2 separate regions of the Homo sapiens genome follow, and region 1 is linked to region 2. A link is a contact called in ENCODE Hi-C data. All regions are on one chromosome and are shown on one strand. The core of a region is the stretch at or near the end of the contact, and the rest is flanking DNA. Distances in the headings are between cores, read along the strand shown. Region 1 has its middle 54 kb from the start of LINC01213. Region 2 has its middle 36 kb from the start of TM4SF4.

Region 1 (3,728 bases), core at 27-2,526, 670 kb after region 2:
TCTATCTCTGAACTTTAGGTTTTCTAAGGGAGACTGCTCTGTAGTTTGGCTAGTACATTGATGGGTTTTAGATGGGCAAACCTGGGCTCAGAGAAGGATCTAGGAAGAGTTGAATTGAGTTATTCAGCATAAAAGTATGAAAAGAGTTGAAAAAAGGAAAAGAGATGAAAAGAGAGAGGTGACAGCAAGACTCTGAGATGCCAGAGGGGTCCACGGGATGGGGCATTATGGATGGTCTCAGTGATGGGGATGGAGACGAGACTGTTAAATCCAGGAAACATGAATGTTGAGCGTTAGACTGTCTGGTCACCTCTATGTAGCTCCCGCTGTCTACCCAAATTTTCAGTGGAGGTTTTCACATCAAAGACACCTTCTATGGGAGGTTTTTCAGGGGCACCTAAGGAAGGGCTACAGTTCCACAGACAAGTTGACAAACTGTGGAATGCAGACAGCATATACAGGCAGGAGAAGACCCATAAACAAAATGGATCCAGATGGAGCTTGGAATCACAGGACCATTCACTCCACAAACATTGAGCACCCAATATGTGCCTAGGACTATTCCAGAGCATGAGGACCATGCCTGGAACTAGATAGACAAAGTCCATGGGAACTCACAATCTAATGGAGTGACAGACAATAAATAACTGAACAGATAAATACATGAGAAAAATAAAGCAGAGGATATGGTGATGAATGGAGGCTCTGCTTGAGAATGAATGGTTGCCTTGCAGAGGCAACACTGAAGCCGAGACTATTCTCATTAGGAATTTACTATCAGCTTTGTGGGGGTGGAGGTGTAGGTTGGTCAGGAGCAGAGTGACCCCAGTACATGTGGATTACAGACCAATCATTTACTCATTTCTCCTGCTAATTCTCTTCCTTTTCCCTACGATGATGTAATGTTATTTTTTCAGTAAACAATAAAAAATGTATTGAGTCCTTCTTTGTATGCTAGGGGGAGATAGTTGCTACTCAGAAGGTTATAATCAAGGTTGTCGCTGAAGTGGGAGTTCATGGATTCCGCTTCCCTCCCGTCTCTAAGGAAAAGGCAGTGAACTGTAGGTTCGAAATCATTTGATCTCACGCTTGCCTAGAAGCAGAAGAATGAAGCTGACTAGAACACCCCTTAAGCCTCTTAGCTGTCCTGAGGGAAAGGAGCACTGCACCCTCCCCCAGAGTAAAGACATCGCGAATTAATTCCTGGGTGGTGGACGGCGACGTCCTTGTCCTGCGGGAAGTGCAAGGGCACCCGCTCAGGGTTGTGAGAAACTGCGGGGCCCACGCTGCTGGCGAGAGTCAAGAAGGAACGAAAAGAAGGAGCTCCATCTAGCGTTGTTACGAAACAAGACCAGCGGCATCCTGAACAGTTAGCTCCTTTCTGAAGGGCGAGTACCAAATGAAAAACGCACCTTATCTTCCGCCTAAAAATTTTACCGAAAAAGCCAGAGCCGCTGGGCTGTGGGAATTTAGCGCACAGTACAAGCCTGACATCACCTTTGTCTGGGAATGAACCCAGGAACGGAAAGAAGACTAAATTATCTTAAGGTCTTGCTTATCAGTAACTACACATGAAATGTTTCCTCCTAGGACAGGAGCGCAGGCTTCTTTGTTGTTATAAAATCATGATCTGGGGACTTGACAACGTCCAGAGCAATCTGGGGAGGCCCATAAATGGGATCCTGTATATTATGACTTTGGGGACATTTGTGCAAGTATTTGTAATTGATGGGTCATAGGGTTCACATACCTTCAACTTCAGTAAACAATGACTAACTGCTTTCCAAGGGAAATATAACAGTTTACACTCTCATCAAGACTATGAGGGTTCCCTTTGCTCCTTATCATCTGCAAAAGTTAGTATTGTCAGCCAGTTTCATTTTTGTCATTCTGATGGGTGGGGTCAGGATACTTCATGGTGTTTTAGTTGGCATTTTCTTAGTTACTAGTGAAGTCAAGCACTTCCCATATGTTTCTTGTCTATGTAGATATCCTCTTTTGAGAATTATTTATTCAAGTCTGTTGGCCAATTTCCCAAGGTCTGCCTTTTTCTTAGTTATTTGTACTTATTCTTTATATATTCTGGTTAAGAGGCCTTTATTAGTTACATATGTTGAGATATAGTCCTTCAGTCAAGGCTTGTTTTTCATTTGTTTAATTGGTGTCTCTTTAGGAACAGAGGTTCTTAATTTTTATGAAACTCAATTTATAACTCTTATGATTTTTGTTTTGTATCTTATTTAAAAAATATTTCCCTACCCTGAGGGAAGACATTGTCCTATATTACCTCTCAAATCTTTATTGTTTTGCATTTTGCATTTAGGCCTAGTCTCCTGGAATTGACATTTTATTAGACAGAAGGTAGTGGTCAAGTTTTATTTTTCCTATTTGGGTTTCCAATTGTCCCAGGTTTATTTGTTGGAAAGACACTCCTCTTCCCACTGTTCTACAGTACCACCCTTGTCATCAATCGTGTTCATTTGTGTGTGAGTTTGAGAATGATCTACTCTGTTCCATTGTTCTACCTTGCCTGAATATAAAACTGTCCAAGTAACCTACAGATTCAATGCAATCCCTATCAAGATTCCAGTGTCATTTTTCATAGAAATAGAAAAAAATACTAAACTTCATATGGAACCACAAAAACCTGAATAGCAGAGGCAATTATGAGCAAAAAGAACAAAGCTGGAGGCACTACACTATCTGATTTCAAACCATACTAAAAAGCTACAATAACTAAAACAGCATGGTACTGGCAAAAAACTAGACACATAGACTAATGGAGCAGAATAGAGAGCCCAGAAATTATCTCTCACATCTACGGTCAATTGATTTTTGGCAAAGGTGCCAAGAATTCACAATGGAGAAAGCCTAGTCTCTTCAATAAATGGTGTTTAGAAAACTGAATATCCACATGCAGAAGAATGAAATCGGACCCTTATCTCACACCATATACAAAAAGTCACCTCAAATGGATTAAAGACTTAAAAGTAAGACCAGAAACTGTAAAACTCCTAGAAGAAAACATAGGGGAAAACCTACATGACATTAATCTGGTCAATGAGTTTTTCATTTAACCCCAAAAGCATAGGCAGCAATAGCAAAAATAGACAAATGGGATTGCATCAAACTAAAAAGCTCTGCACAGCAAAGGAAATAACCTACAGATTGAGAGAAAATATTTGCAAGCCATACATCTGATAAAAGGTTAATATCCAAAATATTTAAGAAACTTGGACAACTCCACAGCAAGAAAAAAACAGTTAAAAAATTGGGAAACAACTTATATACATAACTCTCAAAAGAAAACATACAAATAGCTAACAGATACATGAAAAAATGTTCAACATTACTAAATCATTAGAGAAATACAAATTAAAACCTCAGATCTCACACCCGTCAGCATGGCTATTATAAAAAAGACAAAGGGTAAGTTGGCAAGGATGTGGAGAAAAGGGAACATTTGTACACTATTAGTGGGAATGTAAATTAGTACAGCCATTATTGATAACTGTATGGAGGTTTCTCAAAAAACTAAAAATGGAATTACTGTATGACCCAGCAATGTCACCTATAGGTATTTACCCAAAAGATTTGTCAAAGAGATGTCTAGACTCCCATTTATTGTAGCACTATTATGTAGCACAAGTTATGGAGGCAACCTAAGTGTCCATCAACAGGTGAATGAATATAGAAAATGCGGTATATATAAATAATAGACTACTACT
Region 2 (3,855 bases), core at 992-3,491:
TGTTACTCTTTTTAGTGGCATAATTTTTACTGTTCATTTCACCTGAATTAGGGAAAACTATCAACTAAAATATAATCAATATCAGTATTTTTATATGATTACTCAAAGCACCTCTCATGAAGAGAACTGCACATAGCAGCCTGCACTTATTCCTATGCTTTTTATTTCCCAAGTCATTCTATTTAGTGGTTTTACTTTGTCTGTGTGTAAGAGGCCAGAATGCAGAGACAGGCTTCTATAATCCTCAGAGTTAAAAGAAAAGAAAAGGCAACTCCCTGTGATCTCTGCCTTCTGTGATGGGCTGATCCTGTCCCTTCTCCCCTGCCCACCTTCCCACCAAGAGCTCTCACTCTGGTACAAACATGTCCTTCAGGGATAGCTGTGCTATTATCACCCTACTTGAAAGCTGAGGAAACTGAGGCTTGAAGAGGTTGCACAACAAGCCAAGGACACTGAGCTAGTCATGGCAGAACAGGCATTAAACCTAGGACACCTGTACCTCAAGTCCAAGCTCCCCACCACCTGGCTGTCCTGCCTGTCCCCCTAAGTGTCAACACAAAGACGTCCAATGGCGGAACTACAGCTCTCCTGCACTCCACTGGTCAGGCAAGGAGAAGCTCAAGGAACCAAGCTGTATGAAAAGGAGCAGCAAGTACTGATGAGATGGGGCCAAAGGGGAAAATCCCCTGGAGGCTGATGTCAATGATCAGCCGCTAAACCTCCCAGGCTACTTTTAAACTTGCATAACTTAACTTTCCAGGCTTCTTCCACAGTGCTTTGATTTCAATATTTCCCTGTGTGGCCTTTCCTGGAGCAGGGAGAGAAGGAGAGCTGGGTGCTAACTGTGATACTCAGCAATGGTGTAGCCTTGGAAAACCTCCCCATTTCTTTGGGCCTCAGTTTCCTTCTCAGTAAATGAGAGCAATTGAGTCAGGCTGTTGCTAAGTTCCTCTTTAGTGCTATCATGCTCTGGTTTTGGAGTTGTCATAAGTAGCCTGGGGCCAGGCGCAGTGGCTCATGCCTGTAATCCTAGCACTTTGGGAGGTTGAGGCAGGAGGATCACTTGAGCCCAGGAGTTCGAGGCTGCAGTGAGCTATGACTGCACCAGTGTACTACAGCCTGAGCAACAGAACAAGATCCTGTCTCTAAAAGGAAGAAGAAGAAGGAGGAGGAGGAGGAGGAGAGAAAAGTAGCCTGGGTCTACAGAGCTTAGCTCCTTTGCAGAGCTTTTAAAAATCCCAGTGTCCATTCCCGCCCCACTTCCAGGTATATTAATTTAATTAAGTGAGTTTGGAGGCCAGGCATCAGACATCAGTCCTTTTTATTTTTAACTCACCAGGTGATTCTAATAAGGAAGCAGGTTGGAGAACTGTTCTGGAGTGTTTTCAAACTCGAGTCCTGGGGGGTTTGCTAAACACAGAGTGCCAGCTCCCACCCCAGAGTTGCTGATTCAGTAGGCTTGGGGGTCGAGTATTGCTTCTTTTTTTTTCTTTCTTTTCTTTTCTTTCTTTTCCTTTCTTTTTCTTTTTCTTTAGCTGTCTTTCTCTTTCTTTCCCTCCCTCCTCTTCTTTCCTTCCTTCCTTCTTTTCCCTCCCTCTTTCTTTCTTTCCTTCTTTCTTTCTTTCCTTCCTTCCTTTCCTTCTTTCTTTTCTTTCTTTCTCTCTTCCTCTCTCTCTTTCTTTCTCTCTCTCTCTCTTTCTTTCTTTCTTTTCTTTCTTTCTTTCTTCCTCTTTCTTTTTTGACAGTTTCTCTTTTGTTGCCCAAGCTGGAATGCAATGGTGCTATCTCCATTCACTGCAACCTCCGCCTCATGAGTTCAAGTGATTCTCCTGCCTCAGCCTCCCGAGTAGCGGGATTACAGGTGCACACCACCACGCCCGGCTAATTTTTTGTATTTTTAGTAGAAACAGGGTTTCACCGTGTTAGCCAGCTGGTCTTGAACTCCTGACCTCAGGTGATCCACTTGCCTTGGCCTCCCAAAGTGTTGGGATTACAGGTGTGAGCCACTGCACCCAGCCTCCTTCTTTTTGTAGAGATGGGGCCTTGCTGTGTTGCCCAGGCTGGTCTCCTATCTTGGCCTCAAGCTATCCTCCTACACTGGCCTCCTAAATGCTGGGATTACAGACCTACCCCACCATGCCCTGCTGGACGTTTCTATTAAGTTCCTTAATGATGCTAATGCTGCCAGCCCAGATTCCACACTTTGAGAACTGCAGAAGTGTTTACACTCTCTTAAATAGTACCTACGGTCACATGAATTATTTTTTCCCAGCCTTGGAGAGCCTGAAGATTTCATCGCATTCTTAAAGATCCATGACCCCAGAAAAATTAAGAGCCAGATTAGAGTCTAATTATGCATTGAAAGCTTTTTCTAGGCAGGGTTTCACAGGAGATGATTTTGCAACTGGTTCAGTCTTGGAGTAGTCCCAAGGGTGTATATTTGTGTTTGCTTAAGCACCTGGGCATTGCAGGCTATATGATGCCAACACCCTTACCAGTCCACACTCAGTTTCCTACCAAGAAATTGCAATACTAGGAGCATCAGCTTGGTAAAGAGAGTAAACATGACAACTTTTCCCAGCATCAAATGTGAATATTGTGGAGAGGTAGAAAAACAGGGAGAGGGGAAGAAAGAGAATTCCCGTGATGCTATTGAAGCAGAAATAAAACCTCTGCAGATAATCCTGCTGCCTATTGATGTTGGGGCCACAAACTTGGGAAAATGAATGTTGTGCCATCATAATCACCCTAAGGATCAGTTACATAACATTTAATCATAAATTATACTCATCCAAAATGTGGCATGGGAAGTTCATATGTAAACTTTAATGTATTTTTTTATTCTTTAAAAATTTCCATTTTTGTGAATGTTTTATAATGTACACAATACACTAGAACAGTCATTTTGTATTTAATTTATAACATTAAAAAATAAACAAGCAAACATACATACATCGGGGCTCCATGATGAAAAAAAAAATTGGAGATTACTCCTTAGGTGTCAAACTTGACTGCACCAGAATCACATGGAAGCTCACCGAACAAATGCAGAGTCTCAGACCTCAGTCTCTTTCAGGTTCAGGAGGTCTGAGAAATTCACAGTTACACCAACAACTTGGGAAATTCTAAGGCAGGTGAGCCATTGACTCTACTGTGAACCCTGCTCTGAAAATGACTTTAGTTTTTTTTGTTTTTTTTTCTCTTTGTACTTAATAACTTTATTCTGACTCAAAAGCCATAGAACTCCTCACCAAAGGACACATAGGTCAGTGCAAAGAAGGAAACAAACACGTCTGTATTCTGCATGTCTTTCTCCTTCCCCCTTCAGCAATGCCCCATCCTATTCCCAGCCCTGGTCGGCTGCACCCCCTGAGCCAGGCTCTGGTCACTCACTACACCATGACAAAGCCACCTGCCGCCTGCTAATGGTGACTCGGCTCAGCCATTAGAGGGCAGCAGATAACAGGTCACTAAGCAGATAATTTCTCCGCGAGCAGGTTTGCCCATCTTTCTAAATAATCCAATTTTTCTTGAATATTTTCTCATCAAGGAACATTTTCCAAAAACCTCATAAATGCAAGTCATGGAAGTGACAGCAAACAAGCCCAAGATTGCACTGTCCAAAGGAAAGGTTTCCGTGTTAGGCATGGCTCAAGGTGCTAGGTACAAAGCAAACAAAATCCCTGCTCTCATGCAGCTGACAAGTTAATGGGGGACAATCGAAAAGTAAGTTATCTCTCACTGTTAGATGGTGGTAAACGCTGCGGAGAAAGACATGGCCTGGGCCAAGAGAAGGAAAAGCTCAAAGAAGGGAATGAATATTTATTGACCATCTATGAACGACTGGTTTTCACA

The links. A loop is a pair of places that touch in the nucleus more often than their neighbours do. Pooled maps may share reads with other maps.
Region 1: a loop to region 2 is called in a map of PC-9, with 4 times the contacts of the local background. The contact joins two enhancer-like sites. A Hi-C loop is called at or near these places in 1 of 168 maps with a recorded cell type or tissue (PC-9), 9 of 37 single-sample maps with no recorded cell type and 9 of 50 pooled maps.

The regions. Positions count from the first base shown.
Region 1 is chr3:150,183,020-150,186,747 of GRCh38, forward strand. No RefSeq gene overlaps it. Among named protein-coding and RNA genes, the nearest start is that of LINC01213, 54 kb to the right of the region's middle. Within about 2 kb of position 1,277, at least 12 of the 41 ENCODE cell types and tissues checked have a DNase peak (open chromatin) inside an H3K27ac peak, as active enhancers do; they include PC-9, where a contact is called at or near this core.
Region 2 is chr3:149,509,035-149,512,889 of GRCh38, forward strand. No RefSeq gene overlaps it. Among named protein-coding and RNA genes, the nearest start is that of TM4SF4, 36 kb to the left of the region's middle. RefSeq lists a silencer at 3,433-3,532. Within about 2 kb of position 2,242, at least 3 of the 41 ENCODE cell types and tissues checked have a DNase peak (open chromatin) inside an H3K27ac peak, as active enhancers do; they include PC-9, where a contact is called at or near this core.